2 separate regions of the Homo sapiens genome follow, and region 1 is linked to region 2. The links are chromatin loops, found by intact Hi-C in ENCODE. Cell type or tissue: IMR-90. All regions are shown on one strand. Each heading gives the region's core, and the rest is flanking DNA. Links, peaks and the distances in the headings are about the cores only.

Region 1 (17,293 bases), core at 3,879-11,878, 510 kb before region 2:
CACAATTCCACAATTGTGCTTGGTATTTACCCAAACGAGTTAAAACTTATGCTCATACAAAAACCTGCACATAGATGTGTATAACAGTTTTATTCATAATTGCCAAAACCTGGAAGCAACCAAGATGTCCTTCAGTGGGGGAATGGATACACAGTGGTATACCTAGACAATGAAATATTATTTGGTACTAATTCTAAAGTTTATACAAAAAGACAAAAGATCCAAAATAGTCAAAATAATACTGAAGAAGATCAAAGTTGGAGGAATGACATTACTCAGCTTCAAGAATTACAGTACTAAAAGTAAACTAAAACAAGTCAACTTGATGACCAAAGCTACAGTAATCAAAACAGTGTGGTATGGGCCTAAAAAAAAAAAAAATACAAATAGATAAATGGAACAGGATAGAGAGCTCAGAAATAGACCTACATAAATATAGTCACTGGTTTATGGCAAAATGAAAGGCAACACATGGAGAAAAGATAATATTTTCAACAAATGGTTATAGAAAAACTGACACCCGCATAAAAAAAAAAAAGAATTTAGACACAGACGTTACAACCTTCACAAAAACTAACTCGAATAGATCAAAGACCTAATATAAAATGCAAAACTGTAAAACTCTCAGAAGATGACATAGATGAAAATCGAGATGACCTGGGTTTGGCAAAGACTTTTTAGATACAACATCAAAGGAACAATCCATGAAAGAAAGGGCTGATAAGCTGGATTTCAGTAAAATTCAAATTTTCTGCTCTATGAAAGTCACCATCAAGACAGTAAGAAGAGCCACAGACTGCAAGAAAATATTTGTCAAATATGTGTCTCTTAAAGGACTAATATCCAAAATATACAAAGAACTCTTAAAACTCAACAATAAGAAAACAAAACAACCTAATTTTTTAAATGGCCCGAAGACCTAACCAGATACCTCACCAAAGAAGATATACAGATTGCAGATAAGCATACGAAAAGATGTACCCATCATTTGTTATCAGGGAAATGTAAACTAAGACAATAATAAAATACCTCAACACACCTATTAGAATGGCCTAAATCCAAAACACTGAGAACACCAAATGCTGGCAAGGATATGAAGCAACAGAAACTCTCATTCATTACTAGGTGGGAATGCAAAATAGTAGTCACTTTGGAAGACAGTTTAGCAGTTTCTTACAAAACTAAATATACCCTTAACATAAAATTCTGCAGTTGTGCTTAGTATTTACCCAAAGGAGTTGAAACTTATGCTCATACAAAAACCTGTACCTAGATGTGTATAACAGTTTTATTCATAATTGCCAAAACCTGGAAGCAACCAAGATGTCCTTCAATGGGGGAATGGATACACAGTGGTATATCTAGACAATGAAATATTATTTGGTACTAAAATGAAATGGTTTATCAAGCCTTGAAAAGAATAGAGGGAACTTTTATGCATATTAACACTCAGTGAAAGAAGCCAGTCTTAAAAGGCTGCATACTGAATCATTCCAACTATATGACGTTCTGGAAAAGATAAAACTATGGAGACAGTAGAAAAGACCAGTGGTTGTCAGGAATTAAAGGGAGAAGCAGGAATGAATAAGCAGAACACAGAGTATTTTTAGGGCAGAAAAATTTTATGTATGATTCCATAATGGTGGATACCTGTCATTATAAATTCGTCCAAACTCATAAAATGTACAACACCAGGAGTGAGTCTTAAGGTGAATTATTGACTTTGTGTGATAATGATTTGTCAATGTCAGTTCATCAGTTGTAACATATGTGCCACTCTGGTAGGGAATGTTGACAATGGGGGAGGCATGTATGGGGCAGGGGGTATATGGAAAATCTCTAACTTCTGCTCAATTTTGCTGTGAACCTAAAATAGCTCTACAAAATAGTATATTAAAAAAAATAAAAGAATTGAGACTTACATACCATCCATCTAAAATATTAGTTCTGAACTCCTTTTCCTCTCCAATTCCACTCAAGTCAAATCCTGGTTATATTGTTGAAAAAATGGTTTAGAGAATCCAAACCACCAATCACTGCAATGGGCTGTATTCATTTCTGCCCAGCAAATATACAGTCCAGTCAGATGTGTTCTCTAAATCTGCTTCATCTTGGATACAAGAGGCATGAACCGTCAGTGCGGAAATCCCTAAGATTATTTATGGAAGTGGGACCTACTGCTATTTCTGTTCCCATCTCCAGAAGGTTTAAGTCAGATACCTTCTGGAACAGTCTAAATGTGGAGGCAGGAAGAGGGGTGGAAAAGATAAAAGACCTTTGGATTAAAAGTGAGGAATTGGCCAGGCGCGGTAGCTCATGCCTGTAATCCCAGCACTTTGGGAGGCCAAGGCGGGTGGATCACCTGAGGTCAGGAGTTCAAGACCAGCCTGGCCAACATGGCGAAACCCTGTCTCTACTAAAAATACAAAAAAGTTAGCCAGGCGTGGTGGCGCACGCCTGTAGTCCCAGCCACTCGGGAGGCTGAGGCGGAAGAATCACTTGAACCCAGAAGGCCAAGGTTGCGGTGAGCTGAGATGGCACCACTGCACTCCAGCCTGGGCACAGAGTGAGACTCAGTCTCAAAAAAAAAAGTGAGGAGTTCTGGGCCATTGATGAAAAACCACTTAACATTTCCAGGCCTTGATTTCTCATTTGTAAAATTAGAATAATATTTTCCTTACATCCTTTACAAGATTATAATGAGAAAAAGAAGGAGAAAACGGAATAAAAATTGCTAATGAAAGCACAAAGTTCTAAGAATATTTAAATAACACTAACTCTAATTAAATCAGAGTACACAGTCCATATTTAGGCATAGGAAAAAAGAAAGACTAGAAGGAAATACACCCAGTCAATTATCTCTGGCAGATAATGGTCGTTATCTCTAAATGGTAACATATGGGTGATTTTCATTTCCTCATTTCTTCCTTCCATATTTTTTGAATTGTTAAATAATAAACATAGTAGGGTGTTAAGCAGAAAAAATAGTCTAAAAGAAAAACATGTGGGTCAGTGAGATCCCACTTTCTCCTTTGGTTACATTGGTTGCCTTCTGGACATTTTATTGCTCTGTTTGTAAGTGTTACACTTAGAAGCTGGGTAAAATAAATAAAAGAAGGTCAGCTTCATACCAATCAATTTCTGTTGCATGTTAGCACTCCTTTGAAAGGATTTGATAGAAAGAGGCGGCTGAAGCCTCGTGGCTGGAATAAGGCTTAGACGGCATGTTTGCATTTCAACCATTCAGGCTGCCCCCACTCCCTGCTACTACAATTTAACTCTGCCATGTTGTTTCACCTCATTTGGGAACCACATATGAAGTTGTCGTGAAAATTACTTAATAGAAAAAATGTTCATAGATTCTCAGGTAAAGAGGTACAATGTAGAAGTTCCAGAGGTAAAGAGGTATGATGTAGAAGTGTTGTGCATATGTGATTTATAAAGTGGTATTGCATACCCAGACTCAATACATCAGCAATGGATTGGCTGCTGACCATAATGGTAACAAAAACATATACTTTTATGGGAACAAAACATATACTTCTATCACTGAACTAAATACTTCTTGAGTCCCTACAACGTGCTAAACAGAATGATGACAAAGACAGACTCAATCCCCTGGCACCTAACACAGTGTCTGAATATATAGAGGCTCCCAATCAACGATTGCTGAATGACTGTACGAGCCCCTTGTGCCTGAATGACTGTCCTCACAAATGTGGGCGGGACTGTCCCTGAAGAGACTGGAACCCCCAGTCACCCTAAGGAAAAGAGGCAGGTTATCAGGGGTGAGCTAGTTGTATGTCCCTTTCACCAACACCACTACCCCCCAAATAAGGGGGAAACTTTATCCCTTCAGAATCAAATTAAAATCAAAGATAAAGTAGAGGAATAAATGTCTCAAAAGCTAAACTGAGCATCACAGGCAGAATATTAGATGATCCTAAGGAATACTGTTCATTTTGTGGAGGGGGGAGTGATAATGTTGTTTTACACTTTTTAAAAAGTTTTTATATATTGAAGCATGTAAGAATGAAATAACATGAAGCCTAGTATTGTTTCTGAAGAATCTGGGAAGGAGGGTGGGCAGTGGCAAAATTAGGGATCTAGGACACAAAAGCTGTGGGATCAGCGAGACTGGCCACATGTTGGTTATGAGGGAGGCTGAGTGATAGGAGCAGGCAGGAATGCCAGTGGTTCCTACATTTGTCTGTGCATCAAAACCAGCCAGGGAGTGTCAAAGACACTGATACCTGTGTTCCACCCACAGAGACAGTGATTTACATGGTCTGGGAAAGCGACTCTGCTTTGGAATTTTTAAAAGATCCCCAAGTGATTCTAATATGCAGGAAACACTATTCTCTATACTTCTGAGTTTCAGTAAATTGCAGAACAAAAATGTCTTTTAATGTAACGGGGACAAAAGGGTAGTTAAGTAATAAGAGGAGGGTCAAGGGGCAGCCCCTGCCTCCCGCGTTGTCTGAGGATGAAGGGCTCGCTTGTCTCCCCTCTAAGTCCTTTGGTCCCAGCCTCCTCTGTCAGCAGCTGTCTCCCCATCTCTTGGTTTCTGACTCGGGGTACAGTCCACATTCAATGGCACAACCACATCAACCCACTGTCCTCTACAAATGGCACCACCCTCAAGCCCATAGAAGGACCCCTTGATTGTAGCTATTCCCCCTGACACTTCCAGTGAGCCTGGACTCCACAATGAAGCAATCTTTCCTCCCTCCCTCTTCTACTTTACCACCCTCACCCCATTCTCACTCCTCTCTTTCTTTTGTGACAGTGAATTATCCACTTTTGCCTCCCACTAGGAAGGTGAGACCAGGGCTTCCTAGCAGCCTCATGATTGAGTTTAATCATCCTTGGATGGAAGGATGTTTTTTTACCAACTCATTTCCAGCAGGACCTGCAAATCCCTCTCACCTGGTTTTCCAAAGACTCCCACAGGCAGACCCATCTTATGGGATAATGCTTTATTTTAACCAGAATGTCTCAATAATAGGTTCCATGTTCTCAGCTGTGCTCATGGTGAGGCTGTGATTTTCCTTCATGAAAATGCTATTATTACAGAACTACAGGGTCTCCATCCTCCCAAAAACAGTCTTCTATTATTCATGGGGAAATGGTGCTTTGGAGAGGGATTTGCATGTGGTTCTCTCAAGTGAGCCAAGCATGGCTGACAAAAAATGCCCTACAAACTGTAACTTCAGCAAGCCTCCCTGACATTCACCAAACACCTAGCTGTGTGGCCAGAAGTTCACTGCAAAGGTGAAAAGACCCCTGAAGTGAAAGAGAAGACCCAGTAAATGGAATCCTGACTACACCTATGGCTCCTTTATTCTTCTAAGCCACCTGTGAGGCCATCTGGGCCCTCAAGAAGTGAAGGGAAACAACAGGTATTAAGGACCCACTGTGTGCAGCTGCTCCGCACAGAAGCAAGGACTAAAAGTCAACAAGGGAAGCAGGTAGAGTTGGGTGTGCAATAGGGTGTGGTGGGGACTGCAGTCTATACACTGTAGAAAGGCAACCACTACATAGTTTCAGACCATTGTTTGATGTGGAAATACTGATTCGGTGTAGCCATGTCTATTTTTTTCCAGGGAAGCTGAGGACCTGGAATTTCAAGAGAAATCTCTCCATTATTTAAAATCATGGTAAATAATTCTATTTATGATGGCAAATAGTGTACACTCCAAACCCCCTGGTCTCCAATCTGCTACCTTGGCTTGATCTATGTTTCTCTCCGCTCCTTCCCTGAACATCCACACCCGCTAATTCTGCCTGCCTTCGTCCTGCTGCCTCCCCTGCCAGTCCCCAGCCCGGGGCACCCCATGCAGACCCCTGTCTCTCTTGCTGAACTGAAAACACCCCTCAGCATATCTGCCTGGGAGGCATCACCATGCCTGATTGCCTTAGCATCCTCAGAACCTTCTTGTGCCTGGCACACAGGTGGTGAAGTTGTGTGTGCTAAAAGAGGGAACAGACGAACTGCATTTCCTTTACTCCTCACCCCACCCCAGGATTCTCATCCCCATCGCACAGAGGAGTGAACTCAGGTTCAGCCAGGATGAGGTACCAGTCTCAAATCCCACAGCTGGTGGGAGGCTGAGCTGGAGGTGCAGCCCGTGCCCGTCTAACCCCAAGCCTCTGCTCTTTGGGCTGCCTCCTCGTGTCTTCAGGAGCCCTAAACCACGTGCAAGCATTTTGTACCTACAGGAAACCACTGTCCTAGCTTGAGGTAGGAACAAACAGCATATTAAAAGCATATAAAAATTCCCCCTCCACTTTTCATCCTAACGTGTCACCAGGCCACTCGCTGACTCATTTACTGTTATGGACTGCATCCCCTTGCTGGGTCAAAGCCTGAAGTGGGTGAGCAAGTCCATATATTTTAAATGCCCATAAAATATCCAACAGCAAGTGCATGTTAACTGGAGTCCTCGGCCCTCCACTGAGGAGTTTTCAAACCACACAAAACATCTATTCTGCCTTTGACCTTTTAGTATTTAAAACTATCACCAAAACATTGCCCTCCAAAAACAACAACAAACAAACAACAACAACAAAAAAAACAGAACAGCTTGTTCACATTATCCCTGAACACTCGTGCACACGCTGGAGGTCCTGCGTGCCTCTGAGATGCTCTTATGGCCTCCAGGGCGTACGTGGGAGTCGGCTTAAACCCTTCTCTGAGAACAGACACACCCCTGCTCCCAGGAAACTGACCTGCCGGCTTCAGCTCTAGCCCAGGTACCAGCCCCCAAATCATAAGAAAGCAAAAGCGCGGGGTCCCTCAACACCCCGTCTGCGATCTGCCGGGACGCTTCCGGCCGCGGGCTGCGCACGCCCTTGGCTGCGCAAATCCAAGTGCCTGGCCTGCCACCTTGTGGACACCAGGAGTAAAACCGCCGGTGGGCTGGCTCCAGTGCCCTCTGCCCACCTTATCTCTGTGCGCCTGAAAGAAAGGCGGCGAGAGGCGCGAATGCAGGTGAGAAGCGGATTCGTTCGGCAAAATTAGCTCGTGAGGAGGATTTGGGGAGCATTTTTTCTCCGCATAATTCAGACTTTTTATGTCAGGGGTGATGCAAGTTTTAAATGCCCCAAATCCAAACCAGACTCACCTTTAACTTTGGGGTTAACGCTAGTGTTAACTAAGAGTTTTTTTCCTTTTTCTTTGAGAGGGAGTTTTCGCTCTTGTCGCCTAGGCTGGAGTGCAATGGCGCGATCTTGGCTCATTTCAACCTCCATTTCCTGGGTTCAAGCAATTTTCCTGCCTCAGCCTCCCGACTAGCTGGGATTACAGGCACAAGCCACCACGCCCGGCTACTTTTTGTATTTTTAATAGAGACGGGGTTTCACCATGTTGGCCAGGCTGAACTCTGACCTAAAGTGGTCGGTCTCCTGACCTCAAGTGATCCGCCCACCTCGGCCTCCCAAAGTGCTGGGATCACAGGCGTGAGCCACCGCGCCCGGCCAAGAGTTTCTTAAACTTTAAGCAGTGTCAGGATCTCCCAGGGAGGTTTTGAAAATGTCAATGCCCCACTCACTCCAATCTATTTACTCAGAATCTAGGTGCCGCATCGTTATTTTTTTAACTTAATCTACCTTTATTGTAATTTTTAAAAATAACATACTTACCATCTTAACTATTTTCAAGCATACAGTTCAGTAGCGTTAAGTATATTCACATCATCAAGAAAATACTTTTCTTCCTGCAAAACTGAAACTCTGTATTTTAAACAACTCCTCCCCTTCCACCTTCTCCAGGCCCCTAGTTACCACCATTCCACTTTCTGTTTCTATGAATTTGACTGTTCTAGGTACCTCATATAATCATACGATATTGTCTTTATGTGACTGGCTTATTTCACTTAGCATAATGTCCTCAAAGCTTATCCATGTTGTAGCATGAGACAGGATTTCCTCCCTTTTTATGGTTGAACAATAGTTATCTGTGTTACATACCACAGTTTGTTTATTCATCTGTCAATGGACACTTGGGTTATTTCTGCCTCTCAGCTTTTTTTTTTTTTCCTATGAATGTGGATGTGTAAATATCTCTTTGAGGTCCTGCTTCAATTCTTTTGAATATATACCTAGAAGCGGGATTGCTGGATTGTCTGGTAATTCTATTTGGTACCTTTAGCTTTAACAGGCCCCAGGGTGATTCTGATACACAGAACCACGGGTGTAGCCCACTCCTTCACAACTCAGGTGGGGAATCCAGGGTCCAGATGATGTATGAGGATGCATTTGTGAGGTTTTGCTCCATCACTGCCTGCCTAATGAATAAACTTTGGGTTCTATGTAGTTCCAATTACTCAACCTGCTAATAGCCTAGAGGAGACAGACAACAAATCAGCAAACAAAATAATTTCAAAGAGTGTTTAGTGCTATAACAAAAGCAAGCCAGAACACAGTAACCATATGATAACAAGGCTAACCTGATTCCCATTTACAGCTCAGCAAAATGAGGCACAGAGCAGTTAAGGGCTAGCTGAATATGACACAGCCTGCCTATGGTGGAGCCTAGAATGGAAGCCAGCCAATAGAGCCCGCTTAGGGCAGGCAACGTCTCAACTGAGACCAGAATGGCAAGGAGGAGTCAGCCAAACAACGGTTCTGGGGCAGAGCATTCCCTGGCACCACACGCGAAGAGGTTGCAGAAACCGAAAGAAGACCAAAGTGGCTGCAGCAGCAGGGAAGTCAGAGGGAAAAAGGAGAGCACATGGGAAGGCAACAGGTCATGAAAGATCTCATTAGAGCGGGTGCCGTGGCTCATGCCTGTAATCCCAGCACTTTGGGATGCCAAGGCCTCCCAAATCACAAGGTCAGGTGATGGAGACTATCCTGGCTAACATGGTGAAACCCCATCTCTACTAAAAATTCAAAAAATTAGCAGGGCATGGTGGCATGTGCCTATAATCCCAGATAGGAGGCTGAGGCAGGAGAATCGCTTGAACCTGAGAGGCAGAGGTTGCAGTAAACCAAGATCATGCCACTGCACTCCAGCCTGGGTAACAGAGCGAGACTCCCTCTCAAAAAAATAAAAAAGATATTGGCCAGAATGAGGAGACTGGGTTTTATTCTGCTGTCTCTGGGAAGCCAGTGGAGCATTTTCAGCAGGGTAGAGACTTCAGCCTTTGCTTTCCTGTCAATACCCATCCCCAGTGATGCATTTGAGACATGGCTGCAACAAGAAACTGAGGTCTGGTGGGGACCCTAAGAGTCTAAGTTTCCAAGTTTTTGCATTCCTTGACATATTTCACTAATATTTCACGACAACCTAGACTTTCTGAGGCTAGACAATCACATTCATTTCTCTACTCATGAGCCTCTTCACACTGAGGCCCGCTCTCCTCAGCAGCCAGCACTTAACTGACGACCTACAGCCACCTTAGCCACAGACTCTGTAATTCGCTTTTACCTCCCCACCCCACCCTCATACCCTGTGGCCCTGGGGACAGCCCTTGATCTTTCTGGAGCCCTGGTTTCCCAACACAGAGGAACAAGACTATTTGCCCCTACTTAGGGAGATCCATGAAGACCTGTAATTGTTGAAGACAGGTTCATGAGTGTGAATTAGAAACTGCAGCCAGTTAAAGGAAGAAAAAGAGGCAACTGAGGAAATAGATGTGTTAGTATTTTTACCATGAAATATCACTTACATCTACATCAACTGGAGAAGATTAAAAGAATTATTTCGCATGAAGCATTTGCCCTCCTCAAAGGCACTGCTATTATCAGGTCTGTAAGAAACTGCTCATCCCTGAAGCCTTCATGTAACAATCTTTGCCTTTTATCCTGACCAATTCACCTCATCACAGAAAGCGCCAAATCTGCTATACTGAATCCTGTTTAATGGTGGGAGGCACTCAGTAGTGTCACTTCCCAACCATGCTCTGATTTCCTTGTAGGGAATCACCTTGGCCCTCACTGTGTGCAGTCTTCGTGGGACAATAAAACCACGTGCCTGCCCTCCCAGAGTGGAAGCTGGAGGGGCTCCACGAGGCTCCTTCTGCTCTGTCCTTCCTCTCGCCAGCTTGATACAGGGCAGTCCTGTGACCTTGGCTCAGCCAATAGAATACTCGCTTCCCTGAGATGTTGAATCTTGACAGTGACACAAGGACAGACAAGAAATTAGGATCCATTGATTCCTGTGGAGCCCTGGAGAGAACAATGAGCAGAGCCCACTATAAGATGTTCTGGAACAATCTGGTGCCCACCTGCTCCAAGTTCCTCAGCCATCACTTCCATTATTTGACCCTGTAAACCTTCTTAAAAAGTTCATTAGTCCTTTTTTTGCTAAAGGTTGCCAAACTTTCTGTTACTTGCAACTAAGAAACTCGACTGGATACAATGAACATTCAGGGATCACAGTTAGGTATCAGTAAGCACCCACTATCTGTTAAAAATTAACATTCACCTGCTACCCAAAAATACAGTGGCAAAAAAAAAAAGGAGGCATCATTTTTCGCTCACACAGAAGAAATCCAAAAGTGCATTGTCCAGGGCTGGCGTGGTGCCCTATGGTGTTAGCGATGACCCAGGCTTCTTCTCACTTTCTGCTCCACCATCTTCCACTCAGATTCCATCCATGAGGTCTCCTCACCATCCCAGGACTGTCACTGGGACTTGTTATCCTAGCCATGTTCCAGGCAGGGAGAAGGGAGACGGGGAAAGGAATGGGTCTCCTGCCAGCCAGGTGAATCCCCTTGAAGGAATTTTGCTGGAAGTGACTTCCACTCACACCTCATTGACCACCCCAACCTCAAGGAAAGCTAACAAATATGTTTGTTTTTTTAAGCAGGGCATCTTGAAAAATTCAAAGAGATTTTAAATGTTCTCACCACAAAAAGATAAGTATGTGAGACAATACATATGTTAATTAGCTTGATTTAGCCATTCCATGATGGACACGTATTTCAAAACCCATTCTACATGATAAATATATGCAATTTTTATTTTTCAATTAAAAACAAATTAAAATCTTTAAAATTAGAAATTTTAAAATTAAAAACTAAATAAAAGTTGGAAGAATTGCCATACTCAAATATACAGGGATCTTATCCTAAAAAAACAAGAGAGCATGGATACTGGGTAGGCAACTGGCAATCTCTTTCACACACTGCTTTCTGGACAACTGCTAAGGAAAGGTATTCTGAGGACCATCACCCATCTTTCATCTTAGTTTCCCCTCAACCTTTCTTGGTCGATCCTGTCTAAAAAGATTCCCTAGTCAAAACTCTGGTTTTGAGGAAAATGACAGGAAATTTTCCATTTCCGTGGACCTCACTTGGAATCATCGTTCCACTAGGTCTTTATTGAATGACTTTGAAGACGACACTTAATTCTTCCAAACCTTAGTTGCCCAAAATGTAAAGTCTGTCTCAGTCAAGGACTGACCCAGGCAACAACCTGCAGTCCCTTCGAGGTTAAAGATGATGTAAAATTAGCATTTCTAATAGTCGGAATGTTCAACTACCTTGCAATGAGCAGCAAAGTAAAAGGGATATACAGGTCATGAAGTGGACAGAGCTTTCACAATTCTTCTCAGCCTTTGACCCCAGGAAGGGTTTGACTTGTGCCTTGAGTTCAGATAGAAATGTGTCTCCTTGGATTTCCTTGGAAGTTAAAGAGAAAAAGCTACTGTGACCCAAGGGGTAAACTCACCTAAGGGAGCTGGCGGGGAGGGAGTTAATTTCATCTTTATGGCCAAAATATTTCTAAGTCCCTCTTGGAAGACAATTCTCCATGTGTCTGACTGCCTTTGCTGGAGACTATCTTTCCCAGGATGTTTGTATAGAGAGCAGCCTTGGAAGACAGAAATTGTGCCTCCCTCCAGAGCAAAGAGCAAGGTTGTTTATTGCCCACGTCATAAAGATGGCATCTGCCTCTGGAGTTAAGCCCAGCCATGCTTATTCCCTGTTAGAAAAGATTTGGATTCCCTGAACTCAGGGTACCTCTGTAACACAACTCACTGCACACACAGGCATTACCTGGCCTTCTCCACATTGCCCTGATACAAATGTTGATATTCTGGTTACTGCTAATGTGGAATATAGTAAAGTTATTTGTCTCTGACCCAGGAGTCCACCAGCATCCATTAAACTGTGGCAGGTTAACTTGTCGGCTGGCAAGTGGGGTAAAATCCCAGACCAGTCACAGTCTTAATGTCCCTTTCTTCCTTGTCACCGCCCCCTGTCCCTGACCTACCTCCCAGATGTAAACACTGGCTTAGCACCCAATCAATCCTCGGAAATATATTTTTAACACTTGCAGTTAAATTATAGAAATCTCGAAGTAATTATCTGTGTATTTTAAAGAACTCCCCAGATGCTGAAATATTTCTTCCAGGCACTTAGTCCCTTGCTATGCCCAAATCCTTGGCATGACATGGTTAAAGAATACTTGCCATATCCATGGACCTTTCTCATGGGACACCCACATAAGGCACAAATAGGAGACTGTGTGTCAACCGAAGACTCCAGAAGAGATCTAAGAGTAATGGAAGATGTGTATTTATCTCCCACTTTCATCTTCCCACATTATCTGTCCAAACAGTCGATAGTTGATTTTTTTTTTCCAAGAACTGGAAAGTTAAAGGAATGGGACTGTAAATAATAGGCTAAGCTGATGGTGGGTGAAATGGTCCAGGCTGTTTGACTTTTCAATATTAAAAACCTTCGGTCACCCCAAATACACACAAAGAATGATCAGATAGAAAATAATCTTCTCTTGTTCATACCCAACAATCTGTTGTCATCTGCCAGGGCTACAGCAGAAATCAAACACTGAACAGTAATAAAAAATGATAGCAATCGCCTCTGCTGATTCCATTCATTTCTGACCCATCTGTGCCCCAGGTACATCGGAAATTCAGCCCTCAGAGAGCACGTGTGTGTGCGTTTCAGCTGCCAAACTCTAGCCTGGCCCTTCTCTCCCTTATTAGAGGAGTCCAAAGCCAAAGCCAACTTTTTCAGATTCTATTCTAAGAGAAATAATAAAAGACTAATTCCATAAGCACATTCCCATTGGCAAACAGCTTCCCGCTTTCCCTAAGAGAAGGGCTTTGCCCTACCATCACCAAATGTCAGAGCTGAATAGAAACTTGGAAATCTCCTTGCTCAAGCCCATGTTTTCATATGAAGAAGGTGAGGCTCAGAGTGGGCTACTGGCTCATCTAGAGCACACAGCAGCATCTGTCACCCCAGCCATCACTCTTTCTACAGCTGCCCTACTGCCCTAACTTCCCACTGCCTCACGGTCTTAGCACTTGCTGTTCCCTCTGGAATGCTCTTCCCATAACTGCATGACAGTTCCTTCACCTCTTCCAAATCTTGATTTAAATTTTATGGTGAGCCTTTCCCTGCCCTTCCCTATTTTATTTTTGAGACAGAATCTCGCTCTGTCACCCAGGCTGGAGTACAGTGGCACAATGTCAGCTCACTGCAACCTCTGCCTCCTGGGTTCAAGGGATTCTCATGCCTCAGCCTCCCAAGGTTCCCAAGGAACCATGCCCAGCTAATTTTTGTATTTTTAGTAGAGACGGGGTTTTTTCACCATGTTGGCCAGGCTGGTCTCAAACTCCTGACCTCAAGTGATCCACCCACCTCGGTCCCCAAAATGCTGAGATTACAGGCATGAGCCACTGTGCCCGGCCTGCCCTTCCTATTTTAAAATTGCCCCCTATGCACACTTGCTATCTTCTTCTCTGCTTTATTTTCTCAATAGATCAACTTCTAACATATTGTATAATTTGCTTATTTATTGTCTGTCTTTCCACATTAGAATTAAGCTCTATGTGGACAGGGATTTTTGCAAGGATGGCTAGCCATCTTCGGTGTTCAATTAATGTTTACTGGGGAAATTAATAAACTGCCTCCATAAGCCTTCATCTAGAGGTCACAAAACCAAATTCCTACAGGGAATGCACAGGAAAACTCAAGGGTGACATGAGTTCTATGGCAAACTAGAGAGCTAATGCCACCATCTAAAGAAGACAGCCACTACTTAGCCCAGCCAATCATTGCCATGTGACATGTTGCTTTAATTTCTATTAAAAATAAACCTGAAGCCAGGCACGGTGGCTCACGCCTGTAATCCCAGCACTTTGGGAGGCTGAGACGGGTGGGTCACGAGGTCAGGAGATCGAGACCATCCTGGCTAATATGGTGAAACCCCGTCTCTACTAAAAATACAAAAAATTAGCCAGGCATGGTGGTGGGCACCTGTAGTCCCAGCTACTCCGGAGGCTGAGGCAGGAGAACGTCGTGAACCCGGGAGGCGGAGCTTGCAGTGAGCCGAGATTATGCCACTGCACTCCAGCCTGGGCGACAGAGAGAGACTCCATTTCAAATAAATAAATAAACAAACAAACAAACAAACCTGAAATTGGCATTTTGGGAAGAACAGTGAAATCCATTCATTTTTATGTATGAGAAAAAGTGTTTAAATTGGATAATGAGCACTTCATGCCATTCAAACCGAGCAAAGTGTTTAAACAATACAGCTTTATGAGCTCTCTGTGACCCAAACTACCCAAAAATGGCTAAAATGGAGAAGACGGGGAGGAGACACATCAAAAGAGTTTCCCCTCTTCTCCTGTGTGACTCTGCAAAGCTGAGATTTAGGAACAGATTGCTCGGGTTTTACCTAGCCTAGAAAGCTAAGCAATTAATTGATGAGCTGATTCAGGAAGGTTCAGAACAGATTATTGCATACCAGCAGTTTCCCAAATATGATAGAAAGTCTCGCTCTCAGAGGAAGGAAACGCAAGCGGTTCCGCAGTATGTATTTGGTGAGATCCACTCTACCCTCGCACGACATTGGCAAAGTTTCAATCAAATGGTTTGGGGTTTTTTTGTTTTTGATTTTACAATTGCTGAATAATCCCCCTTCTTTTACTTATTTCAACTTATTTCCATATTCTTCAACTCAGAACTGAAATGCAATAGACTTTTCTAATATCAAATATGAATATACATGATTAAAATCTTTAATTGATAAATATAAATTGTATATATTTATCATATATGGCATGATGGTTTGAATTGATCAAATGTTAATGGTTTGCTAGGCCATTTCCCAAGAAAATAGAAGAGTCAGAAGCTTTGCCTAAAAAGACAAAGTGCATTTTTTGGTTACCAGGGAAGAATTAGCCAGATCAGCCTGGAGCTCCCCCACCATCCTCCAGGCTGTGTGGAAGCTTCTCAAGTGGATGAAGGGATCCAAGGGCTTCCCAGGCCGGCCAGAGCTGAGTCAGCAGGCCACAGCCCAGGACACCCAGGACCAGCGGGGACATTGACTGGTGCCCATTCCCCAACTTCATCCTCAATCCAGACTCCAGCACAGTAGTTCGCTAGTCCAGCAGGCTTCATCCGGGACAAGTGCATCCCAGGGGAACTAGACACCTCACCAAGGATCTGCAGCCATGGATAATGTTAGGGAAATCAAATTCCAGATTTCCCACGAACATCCCCACTCTCCCTAACACAGACCCTCCTGTGGCCTCCTCGATGGTAGAGGCTTCTTGCTGGTCTGCGGGTACCCCCTCCCATTCCCTACTTCCACCGACCCCTGGGCTCGCTTTACAATAAATGCCTATCCTCCCACCCTGCCTGTCTCTTGCCACGGGGCTTTATCCAAGGGTCATGGGTCCAGGTATTTCCAGACCAGGGGAAAATGGGAATGTCAGTGTCTCAGCCAGGCACTCGTTGAGGCTGCTTGTCTTTCTTGGTGTTAAACATATTCTGTTAAAGACAAATTGTGGGGTTAAAGACAAGGTATTTCAGTCATGTTTGAAAGTTCTGAATTCAAATACTCAGAACTTCGACTTTGTGTCCTCTTATCTAGCCCCAACTTGCATCAGATAAATTAGGGCTGCAGAGACCTGAGCAAAGCCAAAAAAGTGGCCCAGGCCTTACTTCACCAGGGCTACAAGCACCAAGTGAGGCTCCACGTCCCACTTAGCTGTTTCTTTGTGAGAGTCAGAACCAGAAGCAAGAGGGTCATCACAGAGATATACACTTGAATTGGACCCAGAAGTCAGAAGCTTTCCGGCACTAAACAGCTAACTTTGGCTGATGGGTTTGACATGGTAAATATTTTCCATAAATTAAAAGCTTCAATTCCACAGTTTGTAAGTACATTTAAAGTTTTTGCATTTGAGAAAAATATTGTGTTAGCAAAGATATTTTGCAATGACTGATATTTTTATTTTCTCAATCACTTACCAATATATCAGGTTAAAGATGCCTTTAAATGAAAAATTAAGTCTAATAATAATTTAATGTGGATTGACACTTGCCAGCAAAGTTTTTAAAAATTAAGAGAGTGAATAAGTATGACAACTAGATAACAAATCTTTTGCAGTGTGGGTTATTTTCAATTCATTGCTTTTAATAAAACTGAAGAAGGACCTGAGTTGTCAAATGATAGATTATTAAAATTATTAAAATAATTTTTGTGATATAGCACTGTGTGATTGTTATATAACCATGAAGTAATTTAAAATGCATATACACAAATAATAAACCCCTTCTATTACTATTTATTTTGTAATGGATACCATGATTTTATTACAAAATAAATAGTACATATGAATTTTTATTTCTATAAAAACAGAATACAATTGATGCTGCACCCTATCTCTTTCAAGCAATAAGTAATATTCATCGATAAATACAGTAACTATTTGTTAAATCATGTCATTTAGGAGATACATTTCCAAAACATTTTTTACATTTTATGACTAATATCAAAACTGTAATCTTGCTGTGCTAATAGTATACTCATAGTGCATCTGTGTACGATTATAAAAATAACCCATTTGAAAATAATTTTAATAGCGTTTAGTGATCACAGCATATAAAAAAGAATTCAATTTTAATCAATGCTTTTTTTATTTAGAAGAACATGCTAGGATGATCAATAAAAAACTTTCAAGCATAAAGAATTATATAGTAGGATAAGATTTTGTGGAGTCAGCGGGATATGTAAATTCAAGGAAAGAAAGTAAAGGTGTAAAATGTTCAAATGCTAAAGAAGAACTTACTTATGTATTTATAAATGGATAGTGATGGGCATCAAAGCCTTCTGGTATTTAGATTTCATTGGCTGAATTTAAAAGCATAACGTAAGAAATTTATTTTTAAAGGTCAATATTTAAGCTATGTCAGAGGTTACATGCTTTGCATCATGTTCATTTTTTAGATGTGATAAAGATACTTATTGTCTTAGGATAAGAGAATATCCTTATTCATAGGAAATGCATGCTAAAGTGTTA
Region 2 (8,000 bases), core at 1-8,000:
ATTAATCAAATCTCTACTTACAAATTAGACTCAAACGCCATTACTGCTGAACTTTTTCAGTAGAGTTAAGGTGGCAATTTGAAAATAAAAACCTTCTTTGTATGTTCTTCAAGTCATTTAGGAATTTTAAGTTTTGGTGTCAGGGCTTGTTTATTGGGTTATCTGACCTGTGTCATGTTCCTCTCGTGTTTATCATTAGTATTTACCTCTCATAGAAAAATACATATACAAATGTATTTGTATTCTATTGTATGTATATGTATTGTATATATATCCAAATATATATGTGTATAAAATACATATATAAATGTATTTTAAAGTATTGATAGTCATATTTTTGTACTACCATTGATAGACATGATGAATGGGAGTTGATATATAAAGCAAAGAAAAGCTATTTAAAAATCATTTGGGAGCTGGGCTCAGTGGCTCATGCCTGTAATCCCAGCACTTTGGGAGGCTGAGGTGGGCAGATCAGGAGATCAGGAGTTTGAGACCAGACTGGCCAGCATGGTGAAACCCCATCTCTACTAAAAGTACAAAAAATTAGCCAGGCATGGTGGCACACGCTTGTAGTCCCAGCTACTTGGGAGGCTGAGGCAGGAGAATTGCTTGAACCCAGCAGGCAGAGGTTGCAGAGAGCCGAGACAGCTCCACTGCACTCCAGCCTGGGCAACAGAGCAAGACTCCGTCTAAAAAAATAAAAAACAAATTTAAAAAAATCAATTATGGGGTCTTTTTAACCCTTCTTACATCAAGATTTTAATAAATCAATGGCTAAGCTTTATTATTCCCACGAAAGCCTGTAAGACCAATCAAGAAATGATAGTGTTTTAATTTCGAGAATATAAATTCTAGGCCGGGCATGGTGCACATCTGTAATCCTAACACTTTGGGAGGCCGAGACGGGCAGATTGCTTGAGCCTAGGAGTTCAAGACCAGCCTGGGCAACATGGTGAAATCCCATCTCTGCAAAAAGTAACAAAAAATTAGCCGGTCATAGTGGCACATACCTGTAGTCCCAGCTACTCAGGAGGCTTCAGGTGGGAGGATCGATTAAGCCCAGAAGGCCGAGGTTGTGGTGAGCCAAGATTGCACCACTGCGCTCCAGCCTGAGCAACAGAGTGGGACCCTGTCTCAGAAATTAAAAAAAATAAAAATAGAATGTAAATTCTAGGTAAAGAATTCTATATATAAAATACAAACATACTTTTTTCTGTATATAGAATATAAACATACTTTTTTCAAGTCTGTTAATTATGGAAAAATTTCAAACACATACAAAAGGATGTGCAATAGTCTAATGAGCCCCCATGAACTCATCAACCAGTTTCAGTCCTTGTCAACCTGTGGCCAATTGTGTTTACCCATTTCCCTCATTCACTATTATTTTGAAGCAAATCCCAGCCATCATTTAATACATAAATACTCCAGCAAAAATAGACATTTTTTTCTTTTTCTTTTTCTTTTTTTTGAGACGAGTCTTGCTCTGTCGCCCAGGCTGGAGGGCAATGGCCGATCTTGGCTCGCTGCAGCCTTCACCTCTCAGGCCCAAACAATTCTCCTGCCTCAGCCTCCCGACCACACCCAAATAATTTTTGTAGTTTTAGTAGAGATGGGGTTTCACCATGTTGGCCAGACTGGTCTTAAACTCCCGACCTCAAGTGATCCTCCTCCCAAAGTGCTGGGATTACAGGTGTGAGCCACTGCACCCGGTCAAAAATAGACCTTTTAAATCTCAATAAAATATCATCTTCCATAGCAGAAATTCAGCTCAGTGCAGTAAACATTGTCCTGTACCTTCTATATATATAGGGTAGGCATTGTACTATAGAGATTATCAAAATGGGAAAGAAACTGGCACTCCCCTGAACATACAGTGTAATACTGATGGGGGAAGATAAGACAAATACTCATTAATTTGGTCTTCCTCAGTGATAACAAGAATTGTTAAAGGATTAAAAAGTCAGATTTTTGTAATGCTTCATAAAATGGGCATTTTATATTTCTAACCATATTAACTGATATGAATTATAAAGAAAATTTTTAATCCTTTGATGTTACTGTGGTTACAAAAACGAGATTGAAAAATGGTGTTAAATATTTTAAGTATTTAAATTTCATTCTTTAATAATTTGATAATGCTTTTCCTGGTGTATATACTGATTCAAAGATTGATTTTTGTATATTGCCACAGTGACCTCTTGTGGGGGAAACATTTATCTCATACATTTTATTAACTAAATCATTCTGCAAATAGGTTTCAGACTGAAATTCAAACAGTGAATAAACAGTTCCCATGTGAGCCATTCAAATTTTTGGAGCCAACTCTAAGACTAGAATATTGTGAAGCATTGGCTATGCTTAGGGAAGCTGGAGTCGAAATGGGAGATGAAGACGATCTGAGGTTTGTCTTTGTGGCTTTTTTTTTACTTTAAGTTCCAGGATCCATGTGCAGAACGTGCAGGTTTGTTACATAGGTATACATGTGCCATGGTGGTTTGCTGCACCTATTGACCCGTCCTCCAAGTTGTCTTTGTGATTTTTAAAACCTTGGTAATTTGGTTTAAGATAAGAAAAAATGAAAATATTAATAAATGATTTTTTTCACCTGATACACTTACATTTTATTAACTTTGGTATACAGTATGATGCTCTTTTATATAATGTGTGATCTGAAATAAAAGTGTTTACTATAGTTTGCCTAAGTTTTCATAATTTTGTTTATAAACACCATTTTCCATTATTTTCCCCTCATGTTTGTAACTCTTTAAAGAGTATAGAGAGTTTTGCCTGTGATTTTATCTTCTAATATGTTACTTCTCTTTCCAGATTAGTGGTATTAGAGAAGGTAGACAGCAGTCTAAATCCATCCCCACACAGGATCGGGGTATAAACTGTTAACATCCAAAAGTTATAAAAGTCAATATTGTTTATATAGTGTCATACATACTATATTATATATAGTATTTAGTATAGTATTATCTAAATTTAGATCATACGACTTATAATTTTGAAACAAATTATGTAGTTTAATAAAGATTGAGGCTGGGCATGGTGGCTCATGCCTGTAATCCCAGTACTTTGAGAAGCCAAGGTAGGAGGATCATATGAGCCAGGATTTCGGGACCAGCCTGGACAACACAGAGAGATGCTGTCTGTACAAAAAAATTTAAAATTTAGCTGAACATGGTGGCACACACCTGTAGTCCCAACTACTCCAGAGGCTGAGGCAATTGGATCACTTGTGCCCAGGAGTATCAAGGCTGTAGTAACCCATGATCATGCCACTGTACTCCAGCCTGGGTGACAGAGTGAAAGCCTGTCTGTAAAAAATAAATAAACAAAACATGTAAAGGTAATTTCTATCTACTTATATTTTATTCAAGACTTCCTTGAATGATTCCTTTAAACCATCACAATACATGTGTATTTAGGAGGGAAAGGAAATGATTATTGTCACTTTTTAGGGTTTCTCAAAAAACAATTCACCCAAAACCCTTTATTTTTGTTTAACAAAAAAAAATATATATATATGGCTTTAAATATTGCCTACATTGCTAGATGACATTTTAAGGCAAGATGAAAATCCTATAAGCTTAGGTAGTATTTTTTTAAGTATTTTAGAAATTGTTTTTACATAAGATAGAAGCTGAAGTAGCTACCTCTTGGCCATAGAAATGTAACGTGTTTATATAAACACTTTTAAAACCTTGGATAATACTAATTTTTATTTCATAAACCATTGATAAAGAGTACCAAAAAGGGAAGATTATTTCATGGCAAGACTAGCCCATATTAGTATAGCGAACTTTTATTATGTGTAATTGTAGGAAATTACTTCATCCATGATATTTCTGAATCAATGAATTGCTATATTCTGTTTATTGCTTTAATTAAATATTTGAGCAGCATCTACTAAGCACTGAGTCACTGTACCAAGGTATACTCATAAGTGATTTTCAGTAGTACTTGCCTTTTAAGAAAAGAGCAGAATAGACAACTGCGTGTTCTGGCCAAATTTTGTAATCCCTTGAGAAACTCAAATAGAAGAAGTTCCTTATTAATGTTTTTAAGTTGCCATTTGATCTTCAAACACTGATTTCACGTTTCTTTTTCAGCACACCAAATGAAAAGCTGTTGGGTCATTTGGTAAAGGAAAAGGTAGGACTCTTTATATGCTGGATTTCTTTTTCTAATTCTGAAATGTCTCTTGGGACTAAAAACAATTGCAGAGGGGTCTGAGCTTCCTAGAATGGTATGATTCTGGAATAAATAAAAACCGAAGAAGGACAACATTAAAAAAATTTTTTTCTTAGAAAATTGAGAAATATTCAGACAGCCTGCCTTTCTCCCAGATGATCTGATTAACTCAGTATTTAATATTTTTACGAAGTTGTTCTGAGGTGTCTCTAAAAGTGATACCTATGTCGGATTAGTTGGAAATGACCTCCAAGTTATTTGAAAATTATTTAGAAATGGTCTTCCCTGTGTACCCCTGCTGTCTCATGAGACTTCAAGATGAATGAGGTTCCTCTCTCCCTCTTATGTAATAGCTACTTTCCAATCTCATTTTCTAAAACCAAGACTCCAAAGAGGATAAAAGCTAAACTTAGTATGATCTTTTTAAAATTTTTAAGATAATGATATAATGAAAAGGAAAATTAGTCCTTGAGCTCCTCCTACTGGTGGCAGTTGAAACTGTTAGACTAGAGAACTGATATTTCTGAAGTCATACAATATTCAGTTTATACCTTTAAAATGCTGTTTCAGCAGAGCCAGTTTCAGTTTGTCAGCTATTAACATCCTCATCTCAAGTTTTATCAAAAATGTTGAAAGTCAAAAACTGTTGGAATGTAATTTTTTTTTTTTTTGAGACGGAGTTTCGCTCTTGTTGCCCAGGCTGGAGTGCAATGGCACTATCTTGGCTGACTACAACCTCCACCCCCTGGGTTCAAGCGATTCTCCTGCCTCAGCCTCCCGAGTAGCTGGGATTACAGGCGCCCACCACCACACCCAACTAATTTTTTGTGTTTTTAGTAGAGATAGGGTTTCACCATGTAGGCCAGGCTGGTCTCGAACTCCTGACCTCAGGTGATTCACCTACCTTGGCCTCCCAAAGTGCTGGGATTACAGGCATGAGCCACCGCGCCGGGCCCTCAAATGTAATTTATTTATTTTTAATTAAATCTAGGTCACATAGTAAGCATTCTCTAAAAAAAGTCATAATTTCAAGTTAATGTCATTTATTTCTTTCAGTTGTAGCATTCATTTGAAGAAAACTACCAAAATCTCATGTATATATCTAGATAAAAATTTAAATTCTTGGGAAGATAATCCATGTTTTTCAATGATGGATATTGTAAAATACATCAAATTTCCCAAAATAATTCATGGACTTAATATAGTTTCTATAACAATCAAAAGGATTTGAGATAATTTTTTTCATTATAAAATGCATCAGAATGACTAGATGAACTAGAATAACAAAGAAAAAAGTAAAAATCAAAGATGTTTATCAAAGTGTAATTTAGAATGGGGGAGAAATTAGAAAGGGCTTACATGTTCAAAAAAAAAAAAAGGAAAAAAATGAATATTTAAACCGTAGGCCTGGCACTGTGGCTCATGCTTGTAATTCTGGCACTTTGGGAGGCCAAGGTAGGAGGATCATTTGAGGCCAGGAGTTCAAGACCAGCCTGGGCAAACATAGCGAGATTCCATCTCTACAAAAAATTTTAAAAATTAGCCAGGCTCCTGCTTAAGCCATGATCTCATCATGCACTCGAGCCTAAGCAACAGAGCAAGACCCCATCTCTTAAAAAAAAAAAATTTAAAAACTATGGATAATAAGTAATGCCTAAAAATTAGGTATTGCAAGAATTTATGACACCATGGCAAAATGCTGTAGGATAAAAATGTTACTGAAAAAAGCAAGATATTCATTGTATATACAATATAATTAGAGTAATTACGAAGAACCAAAATTTTTGTATAAAGTTAATTACCAAAATGTTAGCCATTTTACTTTTTAAAAATGTATTTTAATTGCATTTATTCTTTTTATAGTATGATACAGATTTTTATATTCTTGATAAATATCCATTGGCTGTAAGACCTTTCTATACCATGCCTGACCCAAGAAATCCCGTAAGTAATTTGGTTTTAAGTAACCCATTTTGAGGCAGAAGGGAAATTTTATTGTCACTGTCAGATTGTATAATAGGAATAATGGTTTTCATTAATAATTTGCAGTTTTGATAGACATACGTATTACCATTGATGTCTGTCACCACTGGTCAAAATGATATTGTAAAATTTGAATATTCTAGAAAATTAGTTTTAAAAACCTATGTTAAAATCATTTTACTTGGTCATTTTTCTGAAGATTTATGAGAGAGAAAGACTATGTAAATTATAAATAGTACTACTAGATTTGCATACTTTAGTAAATCATCCTGTCATTGACCTTAAACTGGGAATTCACATTGTATCCTGGGAGTTAATAATCTAAATAATGTCTTACGGTCTTTTACCGTTTTTCCATTGCAGTGGTTTCTAAACTTTACCATGCATCAGAATCACCTGGAGGGCTTTTTAAAACACCAGTTGCTGAGGCAGAATTTCTCATTAGTTGCTGTGGAATGGGAGCCTGATAATTTGCAGGCCCCACTCCAGACCAAGTAAAAAATTTCTGGTAATACTGAAGCTACTGGTCCAGGAATCACACTTTGGGAACCACTGGTTTATTGAAAGACAGGGGATTAAAGTAAAAATAATAATAATTTAAAGACTCACACCTGTTAATAACTTGGAGTTCCAAAAGTCACCCCAAAATAATATCATTCTTAAAAACATCTCAGATGATAAAGTGAAATAAGGATCAGCACTGCTTCTTAAAAATTAGATGTGATGCTCTGATTTGTTATTGGGGGGTGTGGGAGGAGAGCACAGAATCTGATATAAACAAAGAAAAAGTTATTCAGCCCTCAGTAGTTTAATTCTACTTTAGAGAACAAGATTGCATTGTTAATTGTAGGAAAAAATGAACTTGCTCTTCATGCAGCAGAGATTTTTTTCCGTATATATGTAATAGAAATAGGATGGTAGTCACTTGAGGACTGGTGTTTTTTCTCTTGCAGAAACAGTCCAACTCTTACGATATGTTCATGAGAGGAGAAGAAATATTGTCAGGAGCTCAAAGAATACATGATCCTCAACTGCTAACAGAGAGAGCTTTACATCATGGAATTGGTAAACAACTTAAAATAATTTAGGGGAGTGTATATTCTGAAAATAATACATTGTAAACATTTAAAAGACTTCTCAGTCTTTTTAAAAATCTCCATTGAACAGTAATTGCTTTTGTGACCTTTTAAGATAAATAAGATGATAAATTATATTTTGTTTTGTGTCTTTTTGCAGATTTGGAGAAAATTAAGGCTTACATTGATTCCTTCCGCTTTGGAGCCCCTCCTCATGCTGGTGGAGGCATTGGTAATATTCTGTTATTGCTTACAAATAAGTTCATAAGTTCTAAGTATAATACAAATTTGAATTACAAGAATTTTTAAAAGTGAATTACGACATAAGTGAAAATTTGATTTCCAAGAAACAAAATAAACAGCTAACTTGTGTGTTATAAAATATTATTGTCATAAAGTTCTAGCCATTTTTTTTCTCTTAAGAATTTAGAAGCCAAATGTCTTGTAAGTGGAGTATCCTGTTTTCTCTCTGCTGCTGTGAGTTCATTCGCATTAGCACAAATTAAAGCTCTACCTTAAAATAGCTCAAAGAGCTGCTAAGTGTTTTTATTGAGATGCAGCACTTGATTCACTTTAAGATCACTTCTACAGTATATGTAAGGGACTGCTCTGCAATTTAAAATGAGCAAATATTTAACTCATCTTTGGATGTCCATATCAAACACTCTTAAAAAATTTTTTGAATGTATAGTTTCATTGAAGTTTTTATTTGTTGTTTGTTTTGGGGTTTTTTGGAAA

Evidence for each region. Hi-C counts contacts between places; a loop is a spot of excess contacts. Peaks named below come from ENCODE experiments on the same cell type or tissue, not always from the same donor. Only the 100,000 strongest peaks of a DNase experiment are listed, where the experiment ranks them.
Region 1: a loop joins it to region 2, with 9 times the contacts of the local background. A loop is called at or near these places in 6 of 110 quality-filtered maps.

Annotation. Positions count from the first base shown.
Region 1 is chr2:136,413,227-136,430,519 of GRCh38, reverse strand. No RefSeq gene overlaps it. Among named protein-coding and RNA genes, the nearest start is that of CXCR4, 300 kb to the right of the region's middle. In IMR-90, for the core only: a CTCF peak has its summit at 6,900 (motif pointing left); no DNase peak of the experiment used is centred there; H3K4me3 peaks cover 235 bases.
Region 2 is chr2:135,910,633-135,918,632 of GRCh38, reverse strand. It overlaps DARS1 (aspartyl-tRNA synthetase 1), which reads left to right. Exons shown (of 16, transcript NM_001349.4): 11 at 2,261-2,407; 12 at 4,122-4,164; 13 at 6,067-6,147; 14 at 7,140-7,251; 15 at 7,423-7,494. Among named protein-coding and RNA genes, the nearest start is that of MCM6, 38 kb to the right of the region's middle. In IMR-90, for the core only: CTCF peaks have their summits at 2,192 (motif pointing left) and 4,693 (motif pointing left); no DNase peak of the experiment used is centred there.